Regions from separate parts of the Homo sapiens genome. Here region 1 is linked to region 2. Evidence: read pairs that join two places in POLR2A ChIA-PET (ENCODE). Cell type or tissue: GM12878. All regions are shown on one strand. Each heading gives the region's core, and the rest is flanking DNA. Links, peaks and the distances in the headings are about the cores only.

The links. Peaks named below come from ENCODE experiments on the same cell type or tissue, not always from the same donor. Only the 100,000 strongest peaks of a DNase experiment are listed, where the experiment ranks them.
Region 1: POLR2A ChIA-PET joins it to region 2 with 5 read pairs; 2 of 35 experiments call an interaction of 5 or more read pairs at or near these places.

Annotation. Positions count from the first base shown.
Region 1 is chr4:114,038,418-114,042,820 of GRCh38, forward strand. No RefSeq gene overlaps it. Among named protein-coding and RNA genes, the nearest start is that of ARSJ, 61 kb to the left of the region's middle. In GM12878, for the core only: no CTCF peak of the experiment used is centred there; a DNase peak (open chromatin) is centred at 2,324.
Region 2 is chr4:113,772,723-113,777,125 of GRCh38, forward strand. No RefSeq gene overlaps it. Among named protein-coding and RNA genes, the nearest start is that of CAMK2D, 13 kb to the left of the region's middle. In GM12878, for the core only: no CTCF peak of the experiment used is centred there; no DNase peak of the experiment used is centred there.

The DNA.
Region 1 (4,403 bases), core at 168-4,167, 270 kb after region 2:
AATTATGAAGCTTATGGCATTTTACAAATTTATTTCAAACATGAGTCTTGGGCTACATTTACTGACTCCATTTTTACATGTAACTGGAAACTAAGTTGAACTTCTAGCCCCAATTTTTAATTCCTGTATTTGGGATCAACTCTTCCATCCCTCTAACTCTTCGTTTAGAGCTGGTCATTTGAACCTCTTCATACAGAATGGGTACTTTTTACATCATGTGGGCCTGAACGTGCAAAAAGGAAAAGAATGAGTTATAAAAAGGCTCTGATCTCCAAGGTCCTGTTGTCTCAACAAACTCTATTTCATTGAGCCTCTTTCCCATTACAAAACTGTTCATATCTGTAATTTTTCTCTCAAGTATTCACTAAGAATTGTTTCTGTTCTTTCTTTTGGTGGGATGAGAATATTTGGAAATGCTGATTGGAAGTACCATATGCCTATCTCTGCCCTTTCTTTAAAGGATCATGTTTGCTTAGTATTTTCTGTGTCACAGAATCAAATATTTACCCTCCCTGCAGCAGTAACGGCTGTTCTTAAAATCATTTACTTTCTTCTACAATAGAGTACTTCTGACTAATTTTTTCATGTCCAGAGATGTGTGCTTTACATTTATGTGTTGGAGGATGCTGGTACCAACCAAGTGGCTATGTGATGAATGTGTTGTTTTTTGGTCTCTTTGTTTAATCTCATGTTTCTGGGTGGGCCAGAGTTGAATTTTGAACTAATGAATTTTGAAATATCAAACTCATACATCTGGACTCTAACATGCAATTGTTTCACAATCACGAACAATCTGTAAATATTAAATTGGCTTGAGAGTCTAAGTATTTTAAGACACAATAAAGCAGTACCTCTTTAATTCCACATTTCAAATAGGGCCTCTCAACCAATCAAATGTATGCCTCACATTGAATTTTGAAGAGTGCAGGGAAATTGCCATTCCAGAAAAACAGATAGTCCTAAGGTAGGTAAGAATTCCCATTCTTTTCTGAACTTATAGACGATAAAGTTTAGCAACTAAATAAAAATTTAAAGGAAACATTTTAAAACTTAGATTATTTATTTCCTCCTCAATTGGTTCAGGGAATTTAAGCTATAAAAAAAATAGAATAAAATCACCCGTGATAAACATCTGGTTGAGTTTTGCTAGTTATTTGTATTTTAAGCATTCCAGCTTTCACTATTTGAATGAATGGAATTGAAGTGGGATAATTGTTACTGTTCATAACTCTGAACTTTCAAAAGAGAACATAGCATTGTTTTTGAAACCTTAGTAATGTGGGAAATTGTTTGTCATTCAATTAACTTGCTCATTTTTGGTGAACATTGCATGCCCCAGCAGAAGTGGTGTGGTTTAATGGGTGGATTTTCTAGCTATCAGAGTCTCTAACTCTCTACTCAACGATAACCAGGGTGAAAGTGTCTGTTAGAACATAGGTCTCTTGTCCAGCTAGAGACCCTTTAAAGAAAGGAATCTGGGGAAAGTCTGGCAGAATTGTAAATAAAACATATGGTTTAGTTATACCAGAGTGGGTGCCCACAGAAACGAAATGCTTGATAATAAGCATTCCACTTATTTCTAAGTGGAGAAGAATATTCTTGTTTGATTTTATTACATAAGAATTTTGTTTTAGCAAAATATAGAACAGATGGAAAAATTCAATTGCCATTGGTAGCAGTTTTTGCCTGTTTCATGTGCAAAATAAATATGAAGATAATTAAGATAATTTCTAAATTACCACTAATTTACATGTTTTAGTGAAAATGGGCTGGTGTATTGTTCCTTAGATAATAGAGATTTAAAAAACGTTTCTTATGGCAAATTTTAACTGTATAAAACAGTAAAGAGAATAGTATAATGAAATCCCATTACCCACTATCAAATTTAAACAATCTGAATCACAGAAGTAACTTTTTTCTATCATAATTTCACAGAACTTGAGAAACATTGGGCCTCAAAGAGATCAGCCTGGTAACAATAACAGTATTTTGCAGATGTGGCGGTTGAGGGCTAACAAAATTGAGGGAGCTGACCAAAGTCACTCAGTAGCAAAGCCAGAAGTAGAAACCCTGTCTTCCAGTTGACAGCTTAGCAGCATAAAATATGCAAACTTTATTTTTGATTTTCAGTTTTTTAAACTGGAAAGTGAAACTAATAATCATAATTTACAGTGTTGCTTTGAGTGGAAGCCATGTAAAGAGGCTAGGTCCTTTTCTGGAAAGTAATAGGTCATCCAAAACATAGATCCCTTTCTTTCCTTCCTCACTTATCTCTAGCATCTGTAACCACACATGGTAAAAACCACTCTGTTCAGCCTGGGAGGCCACCCTGAAACAGAAACTTCAGCCCTGGGTGAAAAGCCTCTATCAGAAACCACAGAGGTTAGGAGGGAAGGTGGGAAAGCACAAATACCTAAGCTCAGAAAAGAAGGCGAAAATGTTAACAGTTGGCCTTCTGTCCAGAGAGGCAATGGAGTGGACAGTGTACAGCCAAATCCCCAAATCAGGCAGCTATTAATATATGAGCTAGACATCCCACAAGTCACACTTAGGACTGGGGCACTGTTCTGGTTTGTCTTAGGGATCTGGATCTCTGGATTATGAGTAGAGCAGAGCTGATGAGGTGAGTGACAAATACTGAAAGGGAATTCATATGTAAGCACATTAAGGAGAGAAACGAGAGGCAGAGGCTAAGATCAAGATCAGAGATCAATTTTGCCCCGATGTTTGTTTCTTAAATGCCAACTAAAATAATTTTGGAATTTAATTTATTGCCTCTTTGTTTATGCATGAATTCTTTATGTAGATGTCAGGTAATAGTGTAACATCTTAGCAATTTGTGAACATATGGAAACCAATGACTCTGTGTTCTTGGAATCTCTGCTGAGATTTTTATCTTGTAGCATGGACAAAGATCCCAATCAATGGGCATTGCCTGCAGCTGTTACATGCATGTAACAATCTACTTTTATTCAAGCGTACTGGAATCATTTGTCCACTGACTTCCTTTGAAGAGTGAAATGAAATAATAAGTTATAGTTAATGTTTCTGTTATTAAAAACTCTGCCTTTTAATGTATTAACTTTTTTTTCTTATTAAAGTGCTTATTAAGTAATAATCTCTTTGGCCTGGCTTACATGGTCAGATTGTCTGATATTATGAGCTTTGGTCACTTTCGAATTCCACAAATAAATACCATAACATTTTTGTACAATATCACTTAATAAATCAAAATAACTTAAAATCTAGCCAATTATTGTTACTGTTTTTTTCCTTCTTAACACATGTGTGTTTTATCAAATCTCAAATCCTGTTATAGATAAAGAATGCTGGTCGGGCATGGTGGCTCACGCCTGTAATCCCAGCACTTTGGGAAGCTGAGGTGGGCAGATCACCTGAAGTCAGGAGTTCGAGACCAGCCTGGCCAACATGGCAAAACCCCATCTCTACTAAAAAGTACAAAAACTAGACAGGCGTTGTGGTGGGCACCTGTAATCCCAGCTACTCAGGAAGCTGAGGCAGGAGAATAGCTTGAACCTGGGAGGAAGAGGTTGCAGTGAGCTGAAATGGCACCACTGCGCTCCAGCCTGGGCAACAAGAGTGAGACTCCACCTCAAAAAAAAAAAAAAAAGTGCTGAATTTAGGCTTCTCTTTTGTCAGTTGGCAGAGAACATCTTACTATTAATGTAATTTGTTATTTAGAAATTCAAACTGGCATATAAGAAACATCTCACTCAAAATTGAGTCTTCTGCAGTTTAGAAATAATTTAAATGAAGCAACAATATTTTATAACAATCGAAGTACCTAAAGTAAGACTTGAACACTTACCAAAGAAAATAATTTTTTTTTGTCTTTCTATAGTTCAGTAGTTCAAAAAATACATAAAGCAAGCAGCAATCATTAACATATACTTCTGGCATTGTTTTTGTGATTAGCCCACTTTAACAGTAACTTTAGGGAATGGCTAACTTTAGGGAATGGCTAACAGTAACTTTAGTGAATGGCTCACAAGGTGTTAAGTTTGATTGAGAAAGAGCAATGCATGGATGAGATGTGGATTCTAACAGGGTAGGTTGGTTGTATACACTGCTTGGTGAGATCTGATAGAGGAGTGGGGAAGCCATGGAGAAACGTAAGTGGACGGAGGTAGGAAGTTAAGACCTAGAATAGGAAGTGCATGTATGGTACACAGATAGACTTCACTTACCTCACATCTTTGACTTTGGCTGATCTCATTAGGATCGTATTATTTTACAAAACAAGTTCCATGACTTCCTCTGTAACTCAATTTGCCATTCAACAATTCTTATAATCAAGACATTATTTTAATGCTTAATCAGACCTCATTCTTCTGTAAACTTAAATACTTTGCCATTTGCCCTAACCTTAGAGGAACTGACGA
Region 2 (4,403 bases), core at 161-4,160:
GGGTGTGCAGTGGGGGACTGGCTGGCAGCTCCACGCCGCCGGGATTGGGATTCACTAGGTGAAGCCAGCTGGGCTCCTGAGTCAGGTGGGCACTTGGAGAACTTTTATGTCTAGCTGAAGGATTGTAAATGCACGAATCAGCACCCTGTGTCTAGCTCAAGGTTTGTAAATGTGCCAATCAGTGCTCTGTGTCTAGCTAAGCTGGTGGGGACTTGGAGAACTTTTGTGTCTAGCTAAAGGATTGTAAATGCACCAATCAGCACCCTGTCAAAATGGGCCAATCAGCTCTCTGTAAAATGGGTCAATCAGCTCTCTGTAAAATGGACCAATCAGCAGGATGTGGGTGGGGTCAGATAAAGGAATAAAAGCAGGCTGCCCAAGCAAACAAAGGTAACCCGCTCAGGTCGCCTTCAGTGCTGGGTAAGCTGTTGTTTTGCTCTTCGCAATAAATCTTGTTGCTGTTCACTCTTTGGGTATGTGCTGCCTTTATGAGCTGTAACACTTAGAAGGTCTGCAGCCTCGCTTTTGAGGCCAGCGAGACCACGAACCCACAGGAAGGAACGAACAACTCCAGATGCGCCGCCTTTAAGAGCTGTAACACACACCACCAATGTCCGCAGCTTCACTCCTGAAGTCAGCCGGACCACGAACCCACCCGTAAGAAGAAACTCCGGACACACTATGTTTTAGAACTTTAACACTCACTGCTGGAGTCTGTGGCTTCATTCTTGAAGTCAGTGAGACCAAGAACCCACCAATTCCGAACACATCTGGGATTACGGGGGTGAGCCACTGCGCCCTGCCTAAAATTTTCCTTCATTGAATATATTTTACTTGTACAGTAAAAAGCAAGGAGTACTACAAAGAAATACAACTTCTGAATTTACGTATATTTGTGTATTAGAATGTAGATTCCAGAATCAGAAGTGCGGAATTTGTAAGCTCTGTGATTGAGATTTGGTGATGGGGAAATAGGATAGGGACCAGGAATAACTTCTTTGCATGGCCTAGTTTCACAGTAATCTGGTAAGATATATAATATTTTTCATTTTATGAATGAGAAAACGTGGGTACAAAATGTTTAAATAACTTTCTCACTGAAAATATGGGTCAATTCAAATTTAATACTCAAGAATATCTAAGATAATAGTAACGGGTAACATTTGTTGGGTGTTTGCTATATGACTCAGAACCTTCTGAGATAGTTGTCTATTATCCTCATTTTATAGATGAGGAAACGGGCACAGTCATGTGTGTTCAAAGGAAGTGACTGAGTAAGGAAGCAAATTCAGGTAGGCTGAGCCCCAAAGCTTGTATTTTTAATCACTGCATATTACCTTCCATATTTTTATTCATTTCCTATGCCACAGCTAGATACTCATAGATATCTATACTTTTCAGATGGGCAATGCTGAAAATATTTAGCTATTTAAGTTTGGCTGATTTTTAAGGGGAAGAGCAGTGTGAAGTGAGCAAATGGACTGTAGAAGTAATTTGTTTTCTGAGGAAAATCAGTTGAATTTCCTTCTTTGCTAATTAGCAACCCTAGTCCCTAAGTGTCAAATAATATCAGCCAGTCAGCACTGCTTTTCCAGAGAGATTGGTGACTTGTTTTCTAAACACACTACTTCTGTAGTTACTATAATATGTCCTGCTATAGAAGTTTGGCTAAGCCCGTCTTTCCTCTCTTCCTTTTAGGGATCACCTTTAGTTTTTACCTCTCCCTGGTTCTGGTACCTCCATACCCCAATTTAGTATTCTATTTTATATTAAGATAATTCAAGTAATGGTCTGCAAATCTAGACTAAGTTGTAAGGAGGGGAAAGGAATGATAAACTTCCTAAATCCTCACTGCATATCCCAGCAACTAGAGACAAACTCATTTTCTTTTTTCTTTTTGATACAGAGTGTCACTCTGTCACCCAGGCTGGAGTGCAGTGGCACAATCTCGGCTTGCTGCAACCTCCACCTCCTGGGTTCAAGCAATTCTCCTGCCTCAGCCTCCTGAGTAGCTGGGACTGCAGGCATGCACCACCACGCCCAGCTAAGAAAACTCATTTTCTTAATGCCTTTCTCCTGGCTTCACCCCCAAGCCCCATCTCAAATCCTTATCCCATTTCCAAGATCTGCTTCCTGATCTTTAGGCTCTTCCAACAGGCTGGCAAGGTCAGAATGTGGATATTTTCAGAAATGTGAAGGAAGGATTAACGTTCATGTGGATTCTGTCAATAGCTATCACGGCCCTCTGTTTAAGTCTGTGCGGTCTGGCTTCCATCCGTCTACTCTGAGGATCCTGCTTATGACCAAGGACTCCCAATGATCAAATCCAGCCAACTGAGTTAAGCCTCAACCTCATGTGAATCTATAGAAATCTGCATAGCCAGTTACCACTTCTGAACTGTTTTGACTCAATTCAATTCCAACATGAAGTCACCAAATGTTAGCACAGACTCTGCAGGTTAAGGGCTCAGCTCCACAAAACTGTCCCCACTTCGGACTTCTGTCCCAAGTCCCAGGTTGCCACATGTATGTATAACCAGCTGGCTATAAATTATGGGGAGGGGTTCCCATATTCCCCTCCACAGGTTTGATAATTTGTTAGAAACACTCACAAAACCCAGGAAAACAGTTGGCCATTTTATTATAAGAGATAGGAGTTTACAATCCTTGGAGTAATAATGTGTGACTGATGTTTCCTTGTTTGTCATTTCTAGCAATTTCCAAATCCTATAATTCTGTACTAAAAGTATCTCTTTCAACTCCAATTAGGATTTATTCCTTCCCACTTATATGTGGTTACGGAGGGTGTCCTTATTAAAGAATGCAAATGAACAGCCAGGTGAAGAGGCCCAGAATGGTTCCCAATGCAGGAGCTTCTGTTCCATGGAATTGGGGGTGTGCTACCTCCCAGCACATGGACCAAATTTAAGTGTGCATCAACCTGGCTGTTCCCCAAAACCCATCATTTAGAGTTGTTTATGGAGGTTTTCAGTTATGGAGGAATGATTTATTAAATCAGGCCATATTGATTAATTCAGTCTTTAGCTCCCTCTCCTCTCCCTGGAGTGAGGGGAGGGGCTGAAGTTTCTAACCCTCTATTCATGCTTTAGCTTTTCCAGTGACCAGAACCCATCCTATCTGGGGGACCACAGCCACCAGTCATCTCATTAGCTTACAAAAGAGACAACTCCTGAGATTTCAAGGGTTTTAGAAGCTGAGTGCCAGAAACTGGTGACAAAGACCAAATACATACGTATTACACCATCTTTTCTTGAAACTGTCTTCCTTGGACTTTCTCAATTCCAGTTCTCCTGGTATTTCTACTGCTACGAATTGTTCCTTCATTATTCATTTTGTTGCCTTGTTCTTCCTTTCCTTTTTTCTTAAACTTGGGTCTTTCCCACTGCTTTGGCATGTATAACACTGCCAAAGCCCTTAGCCATTATCTCCATATAGATAAATCACACATTGTGATAATTAGTCTCAGTAGTTCTGAATAGCTCATTCTTATTTCCCACTTCCTTTTTGTTGACAACGTGTATCCTTTCTAAAGTTTCAATATCTGCTTGCGGTACAATTTTCCTATTTATTCAAATTCAATCGGAGTAATAATGCTTGACTGCTCTTCCCTTGTATTAATTTCCAACAAGTATCAAATCCCATAGATTCTGTATTAAAAGTATTTCTTTCATCTGTCCATTAGGATTTATTCCTTCCCACTTACATGCCATCATCATGAAGGGAGCTTTTATTATCATGGCTCAGTGACTGCCATGTCTCCTGACTGTTTCACCTATTGAGCCACCTCTTCCAAACTACCAGCTTATGGCTTCAGTCTTCTATGATTCCCATTGGTCACCTTCTATATTAAAAATGAGAACAACTTAAGAAATTAGGTCCTAAAATAAATTTCCCAGCGTATGCATTCCTTCCATAATAACTATTACTTATTTAGCATATACTATGTGCCAAAAACATCATTAGCCATGTTACTGATAGAGACAGGAGACAGCCAAGGGTCCCCGGCAAAACCCCACCTTTAAGCCTAAAGCAGCCTGACGGCTGAAAAGCCGTACTGCAGGTCCTGGATGAAGCCAGGCTTTTCCCGACTGATTGTTCCTGAATGATGCCCATCTGCGCACTGGGAAGACGGGGTGGAGCCTTGGGAAGTTCCCGCCATTTGCAAGGGGGAGGAACCTGGCCTCTCCTGTTCCTGTGTGGTGACCTGGGATTCAATCTGTGAGGCGGGAAACCTGCTAGCAGTACTCTCTCTCACTTTGCTGAGAGTTATTTTTCCTTTTTTCTTTTCGCCCAATAAACCCTGCTCTACTCACCCTCCAATGCATCCGCGTGCCTAAATTTTCCTGGTTGTGTAACAAGACCCTGTTTTTTTTCCAACAACA